Regions from separate parts of the Homo sapiens genome. Here regions 2 and 3 are each linked to region 1. Evidence: read pairs that join two places in POLR2A ChIA-PET (ENCODE). Cell type or tissue: OCI-LY7. All regions are shown on one strand.

Region 1 (2,500 bases):
TTGAATTCCAGTAATTTTACTCATTACTCTGAGTTAATCTTTTCAATTATCCATTTGTTTTCCTCATTAGCAAAAAGTGAGAGAGGAAAACCTCCAATACCAAATAAGCCTCAAAAGATAAATATGCATAAATGCTGAAATTCATCTTTAGTACAAGCCAGTGAATCACACAGAAAGAGTTGACTGGCCAGGTGCAGTGGCTCACGCCTGTAATCTCAGCACTTTGGGAGGCCAAGGCGGGTGGATCACTTGAGGTCAGGAGTTCAAGATCAGCCTGGCCAACATGGTGAAATCCTGTCTCTACTAAAAATACAAAAATTAGCCAGGCATGGTGGCAGTCATCTGTAATCCCAGCTACTCGGGAGGCTAAGGCACAAGAATTACTTGAATCCCAGTGGGGTGGAGGTTGCAGTGAGCTGAGATTGCGCCATTGCACTCCAGCCTGGGTGACACAGCGAGACTCTGTCTCAAATAAAAAATTAAAATTAAAATTAAAAATTCTAAGTATCGAATACGAAGAAAGACATGAGATAGGTTTCTGAGGGAGATGGCTTGTTATAATTAGACTATTATAATTAGACTGTAGACTCTAAGCTCGCTTGGTTAATATTGTTTTTTTGTGAGACAGGATCTCACTGCCCTCACCCAGGCTGGAGTGCAGTGTCATGATCTTGGTTCACTGCAACCTCACACCACCCACCCCCGCCCCATTCTAGTGATCCTCCCACCTCAGCCTCCCAAGTAGCTAGGATTATAGGCACACACCACCATGCCTGGCTAATTTTTGAATTTTTAGTAGGGATGGGGTTTCACCATGTTGCCCAGGCTGGTCTCAAACTCCTGGGCTCAAGCGATCTGCCTGCCTCAGCCTCCCAAAGTGCTGGGATTACAAGCATGAGCCACTGCACCCAGTTGGTTAATGTTTAAACTGTACCTATCTTGTATTGTACCAGACTAAGTACTTATGTCAGCCTTCCTGTCCTACTCTTGCTTAACCACATTAAATGAGAATACAAAAACAGCTCTTTCAAGTTACAGCCTTTCATGCAAATTAGCTCTGAAAAACCCACCTTCTAAATAAAAACACAGAAATAAAACCTGTGATGTGATTAAATGGAAAGACATGAGAAAGACAAGGTCTCTCTTTTTATACATATTTCAGATCTCTTTCCATCATAAATAACTGCTTACTTTCATCTTAATACTAAAAATGCTTCTGAAAATAATTTTATTATTTCATGTTTCACAAGTAAGTTTTCTTTTGTTATAAAGAAAAAATAAAAAAATGTGTGGGCTGCTTTCTATTTTAGAAACATACCAAGTACAACAATTCAAAAAGTTTCTAGCATAAGTTACCACCCGACCAAAATCAAAACACATTAAAAAACAATTCAGTACTCTTACGGAACAAAAGCTTAAATGCAATAAAAATAGCCATTGTTTATTTTCTGGTTTTGGTAAAGAGTTTAAGCATTTTTTTTTCATTGTAATTAATGTCTGAGGTATAGAAGGAAAAGGTTTCAAGTCAACTAACACAACTACAAGTAGGGTAAAAGCTATCCATACCTTAAAAAAAACACTTGAAACACATATTCTTACAAGGCAAAGCCAAATGATAATATAGGATGATTGTGAATTACAATGCACTGAATGCACCACTATCCATCATTTCATACAGAAAAAGGTTAAAATAAACTGCAAAAGGCTATCTGTGTGCTAGTAAAAGGTTGTAACAGTGACTGAATAACCCTGGTACATCCGTTCAATGTGGTAGTATGCAGCTTCAAAAAGTTCTAATTACGAACTTTGATCTAAAAGATCATAATAATGGGCTGGACGTGGTAGCTCCCCCATCTGTAATCCCAGCACTTTGGGAGGCTGAGGCAGTAGGGTTGTTTGAGGCTAGGAGTTCGAGACCATCCTGAGCAACATAGTGAGACCTCGCCTCTACAAAAAATAAGCAAAATTAGCCAGGTGTGATGGTGTGCGCCTGTAGTCCCAGCTACTCAGGAGGCTGAGGTGAGAAGACTGCTTGAGCCCCAGAGGCCAAGGGTGCAGTGAGATGACATGGTGCCACTGCACTCCAGCCTGGGTGACAGAGCAAGAATCTAAGTTAATTAATTAATTTAATTAAAATAAAAGGTCATAATGAAGATCTCTGTATACTGCTCCGGAATGTACTGTTAAGGAAAAAAAGCAAGAAACAAAACAGTAAATTTAGTATGCTACTTCGTGGTGGGGGGAGGTGGGGAAGGGGAATACCATATATACATTGTCTTTTTTTTTTTTTTTGAGATGGAGTTTTGCCCTTGTCGGCCAGGCTGGAGTGCAATGGCGCAATCTCGCTCACTGCAACCTCCGCCTCCCAGGTTCAAGCAATTCTCCTGCCTCAGCCTTCTGAGTAGCTGGGATTACAGGAGCCTGCCACCACGCCCAACTGATTTTTTGTATTTTTAGCAGAGATGGGGTTTCACCATGTTGGCCAGGCTGGTCTTGAACT
Region 2 (2,500 bases), 170 kb after region 1:
CTGCCTACTGCAGAGGGTTGCTGTGAGGACTGAAATGAGAAAATGTGCAGAATGGGTACCTGGCATAGTCAGTGGCATACAAAAGGAGCTCAATAAATGATCATCTCTTTTTTTAAAAAATGACATTTTATTTTATTTTATTTTTCGAGACATTCTCTTGCTCTGTTGCCCAGGCTGGAGTGCAGTGACAATTATAGCTCACTGCAACCTTGAACTCCTGGACTCAAACCATCTTCCCAAGCATGCACCACCATGCCTGGCTAGTTTTTTGTAGAGATGAGGTCTTGCTGTGTTGCCCAGGCTGGTCTTAAAAATCCCTGCCTCAAGAAACCTTCCCACCTTAGCATCCCAAAGAGCTAGGATTAAAGGCATAAACCACTGTGCCCAGCAAAAAATGAGACATGTAAAAACTGAGATTACAAATGAGAGTGTTTGGGTTTTTAAAAGCTTTTCACAAAAATGTAGTATCACAGGATTGTAGAATTGGAAGGCCTCTAAGTAGTCACTTAATAGTTTTGAAACCAGTCCAGGACCCCGCTAAGTGTTCTTAGCTCTTATTCTTACGCTTATTTGTTTTTTGTCTTTTTTTTTTTCTTCCTTTTTGTGAAGAACGGAGTCTCGCTATATTGCCCATGCAGGTCTCGAACTCCTGGGCTCAAGCTATCCTCCCACCTCTGCCTCCCTGAGAGCTCGGATTACAGGCATGAGCCACCGCGCCCTGCACTTAGCTCTTATTCTTTATGATAAAAGAAAATCTGCCTTCCTGTAATTTTCTAGATCTGCCCTAATCCATGTGATAGCCCTTCTAGGATTTGACAACAACTATCAGGTTCCTCCTAAATTACCTTTTCCAGACTATCCTTTAGCTATTCCTTATAAGATGTAGCTTTCAGACTCTTGCCCATCTTGGTCTTCCTCATCTAGACAAGGTCCAATTTGTTGTTCCCCTTAGCTGAATACAGAACTCAAATGTAATCAGGCTAACATATCCCAAGATAGGCCTATCTTCTCTGTAGCTGGTTTTTTTTTGAAACCAGGTCACTCTGTTGGTGCACATACAGCTTGTTCTTTTGTCTTCTGTTTATTTTCTAGATGAAAAATAAATGCACAGCAGTTAAACACAGCCAGTTGAACACATACTTAACTTTCATTCCCCTCCATAACCCCATTAAAATAGTAGTAAGAGGGGAAAGACATATCAGCAAATGAGAAATCAATGGAATATTAAAGCCAGAGAGCATGTGTGGAAGACTTAGTGGGCCAGAGGAACTGAAAGTGCCTCCCGGGGGAGAAACTGAGAAGGAAGAGGATTTCTAGTGTAGAACCCTGGAATTGTTCCAGAATTGGAGACACCAAATACTGAAAACAGGAAGATTACTTGGAAGTCTGTATGAAAGGCAATTAGATGCCTGCACCCCCTCCCCCACTCTCTCAGGAGATAGGAAGTTTAGTCTTAGATACTGAACCAGAGGCTCCGAATCAGGCACACCAAGCATAGGAGAAAGGGTGCAATATGGAACAAAACTGAAAAGAAGGGCTTTAAGATAAGAGTTATCAGTAGTGCATGGTAGAACCATCCACCTCTTAGACCCAGTTTCCAGAATATCTGTAGGCCGACAGATATTTCCCTGCAAGAGACTGGAAGATCGTGCTCTGATAAAATTAACTCCAGAGAAAAAGTCCTGAAGATACTGAATACTTCTAGGGGTCCTCAATCAAATGGCCGATTCTTGCCTGATCACCCTAATGTGAAGCCCACAAATCAACAAGCCTACCCCCTAGCCAAGTGTCACCAGACATTTAAAGAAAACCTCTAACATAGAAGACAGAGATCAAAACAATTGGAAGAGAAAATATCTCAGGAAACAGTAAAAGCAGAGAGATAAAGAAGAAAAAAAGTTGTAACTATATACTGTCTCAGGAGAGATTTGAGAAAATATTGCATTCATGAAAGATGAACAGGATTCTTTTAAAAAGGAAGCTTTTGAAAACAAGAACTCTAGGAAATTAAAAATATGATAGCCAGTATAAAAACCTACAACACAGAAAGATTGTAAGATAGGGTTGAAGAAGTTTCCTCACTGATAGACCAAATGAAAGAGATGGAAAGTGAGGAAGAACAATAAGAAAATTAGAGGATTATTCCAAGAAATCTAACACCTGACTAATAGAAATTTCTGAGGAGAAAAAATTACAATAGGAGGGAGGAAATTATCAAGGATTAAATGGTGTAAAGAGATTTTTCCAGAACTGAAATAATGTCTGTAGATTGATACAGCACAATAAAAGAAAACCAATACCAAGATACAATACTGTGAAATTTTAGAACTACAAGAATACAGAGAAAATCCTAAAGGCTTCTAGAGAGCACAGTTACATACTTAGAGTTAGGATTCAAAATAGCATTGGATTTCTCAATAACAACAAACTAGGCCAGGTGTGGTGACTCACGCCTGTAATCCCAGCTCTTTGAGAGGCTGAGGTGGGAGGATTGCTTGAA
Region 3 (2,500 bases), 110 kb after region 1:
AATTCTCTTCTCCTAAGTATTTCCAAGACTCATTCACTTACCTCCTGATAATCTTTGTTCAAAAGCTTCTAAATTAGGTGCACCACAATTACTCTTTAAAATTGTAATTCCAGCCAGGTGCGGTGGCTCATCCCTGCAATTCCAGTACTTAGGGAGGCCAAGGCAGGTGGATCATCTGAGGTCAGGAGTTCGAGACCACCCTTGTGAAACCTTGTCTCTACAAAAATTACAAAAATTGGCCAAGCATGGTGGCATGCGCCTGTAATCCCAACTACTAGAGAGGCTAAGGCAGGAGAATTGCTTGAACCCGGGAGACAGAGGTTGCAGTAAGCTGAGACCGCACCATTGCACTCCAGCCTGAGCAATAGAGCGAGTCACTGTCTCAAAAAAAAAAAAAATTGTAATACCTTCTCCACCCCTGCAACATGCTTTAAAAATCTCTAATTTTTTTTCATAGCACATTTTGCCTTTTAACATATTCTAGATTAGTGCTGTCCAATAGCACTTTCTGCAATTATTGAAATGTTCCATATTTGTGCTGCCCGGTATGGTAATGATGAGACAAATACAGCTACTGAACACTTGAAATGTGGCTAGGGTGCCTGAAGAAGTAATTCTAATTTTAATTAAATAGCCACATTTGAGTAGCAGTTACCGTATTAAACAGTGAAACTTTAGAACTTACCTATTTATTGTGATTATTATTATGTATCTCCCCTATTCCCATCAGACTGCAAGCTCAGAGATTTGTGTTTCTGTTCATGCAGTCAGGTATTCCAAGTGCTTTAAAAAGCACTTGGCACATAGTAAGCACTCCATAGATTTTAGGTAAGTAAATAAATGATACTTTTTTTTTCAGATCAGACGGGTAATGTGCCAATGTCGTAACAAGGTTCAAGGGTGGCACATCTCACACAAGCGTATGAACACACAATCATCACACTCATGAACTACAAAAGGATCATAAATGACACATTTTGAGGAGAAGAATCGCTAAGTCATTTTATACTCGATATACCATCTGAGTGTCTTCCCTAAAAGAGGCACAAGGAACTTCAAGCTGAGAACCCTCGCTGTGAACAATAGGACTTCCTTTAGTTGTCATAAAAGGGCCACTGGAGGGAGCCCCTGACACCTGGATCCTGGGACTGGTGACCAAAACTGTGACCAGTCCACTGCCCCACTGGCCCTCTCCCAGACCAAAGGCCTGCTGTATTCTAGCCCTCATCCAACCAGGTCACCTGGGCACTGAGGCCCAACTGCCCTCACATAGCAAGGGTCAACAGAACCCCTGGCATCCTGATGGCTCTGTGGCAATTCAGGCACAAAGCCTGGGACCCAAGGCATGTGACCAGTGTCCAGATCCTGGATCTGCCCCTCTGGAAGCCCCACAAAGGTCCCCTTCAGGTGTGGACTTCCTGTGGGGTCAACAGGAGAGGCTTGCTGGCCAGTCTCACCTGTCCACATGCCATCCTTCTCCCAGCTCTAGAAAATGTATCATGGCCCAGCTACAGAAAGTTCGACTGAGCCATCAGGGTCCTCCAGCTTGATGACTCTGTTCAGTGAGGCACAGCAGAGCCAAACTTACATGTCTGGGCCAATCAGAAGGTGATGTAGGAGGCTGGGTGCAGTGGCACATGCCTGTAATCCCAGCACTTTAGGAGGTCAAGGCGGGCAGATCACTTGAGGTCAGGAGTTCAAGACCAGCCTGGCCAACATGGTGAAACCCCATCTCTACTAAAAATAAAAAATAGCTGGGTGCGGTGGCACATGCTTGTAATCCCAGCTACTCAGCAGGCTGAGGCAGGAGAATGGCTTGAACCCGGGAGGCAGAGGTTACAGTGAGCCAAGATTGCACCACTGCACTCCAGCCTGGGCAACAGAGTGAGACCCTGTCTCAAAAACAACAACAACAAACAGGGACATTTTTTAGATAGGAAAAAAATGCCTTGGAAACAGCACAGACTCATGTAAGTTTCCTAATAGGCATTTTCATTATAAATGTAATGAGGATAATTCAGAGAATTCTGCTTAAGCTGCACATCAGGCTGTGGGGCAGCTCTTGGGGCAGGCAGTTTTCCGATTTTCATCCCACTGCAGCTTGCCAGTGTATCTTCTCTTGGCAGAGTGGAGTATACTAAGTCTCTCCCTGCTGTCTGTTTATGCCTGAGGCTCACAGCCCTTTACACCACTTCACAGAATCACCGACTGGCAGAGTGGGAGGGTCACTGCAGGTTATCAGGCCAACTTCCTTGTTCACAGAGGACGACCCTGAGGTTGAGAGGGTCTGAGCAACTCGCCACAGAGAGCTTGTGGAAGAGGTGGATTAGGAACCCAGTCTTCTGCCTTATAGCCAGCCCCATCAGCCAAAGAAATTCTGAAGAAGCAATTCTACCCTCTTGAAAACAGGCATCAATACCGAAGACAGTGCTGAAAATGACCTGAGAATACTGGCTACAGTCTAGGAAAGGCAGCAACCAAAATAATTTTTCCACATCTC

Evidence for each region. Peaks named below come from ENCODE experiments on the same cell type or tissue, not always from the same donor. Only the 100,000 strongest peaks of a DNase experiment are listed, where the experiment ranks them.
Region 2: POLR2A ChIA-PET joins it to region 1 with 9 read pairs; 4 of 35 experiments call an interaction of 5 or more read pairs at or near these places.
Region 3: POLR2A ChIA-PET joins it to region 1 with 6 read pairs; 3 of 35 experiments call an interaction of 5 or more read pairs at or near these places.

What each region holds. Positions count from the first base shown.
Region 1 is chr3:47,140,394-47,142,893 of GRCh38, forward strand. The region is part of intron 1 of SETD2 (SET domain containing 2, histone lysine methyltransferase); the gene reads right to left. Among named protein-coding and RNA genes, the nearest start is that of SETD2, 22 kb to the right of the region's middle. RefSeq lists a silencer at 1,881-1,980. In OCI-LY7, no CTCF peak of the experiment used is centred here; a DNase peak (open chromatin) is centred at 998; H3K4me3 peaks cover 1,326 bases; H3K27ac peaks cover 1,785 bases.
Region 2 is chr3:47,313,910-47,316,409 of GRCh38, forward strand. All of the region lies in intron 1 of KLHL18 (kelch like family member 18), which reads left to right. Among named protein-coding and RNA genes, the nearest start is that of KLHL18, 32 kb to the left of the region's middle. In OCI-LY7, no CTCF peak of the experiment used is centred here; no DNase peak of the experiment used is centred here.
Region 3 is chr3:47,249,665-47,252,164 of GRCh38, forward strand. The region is part of intron 10 of KIF9 (kinesin family member 9); the gene reads right to left. SNORD13J (small nucleolar RNA, C/D box 13J) reads right to left here and starts at 945; the gene lies at 853-945. It also overlaps the pseudogene SNORD13P3. In OCI-LY7, CTCF peaks have their summits at 1,128 (motif pointing right) and 1,331; a DNase peak (open chromatin) is centred at 1,097.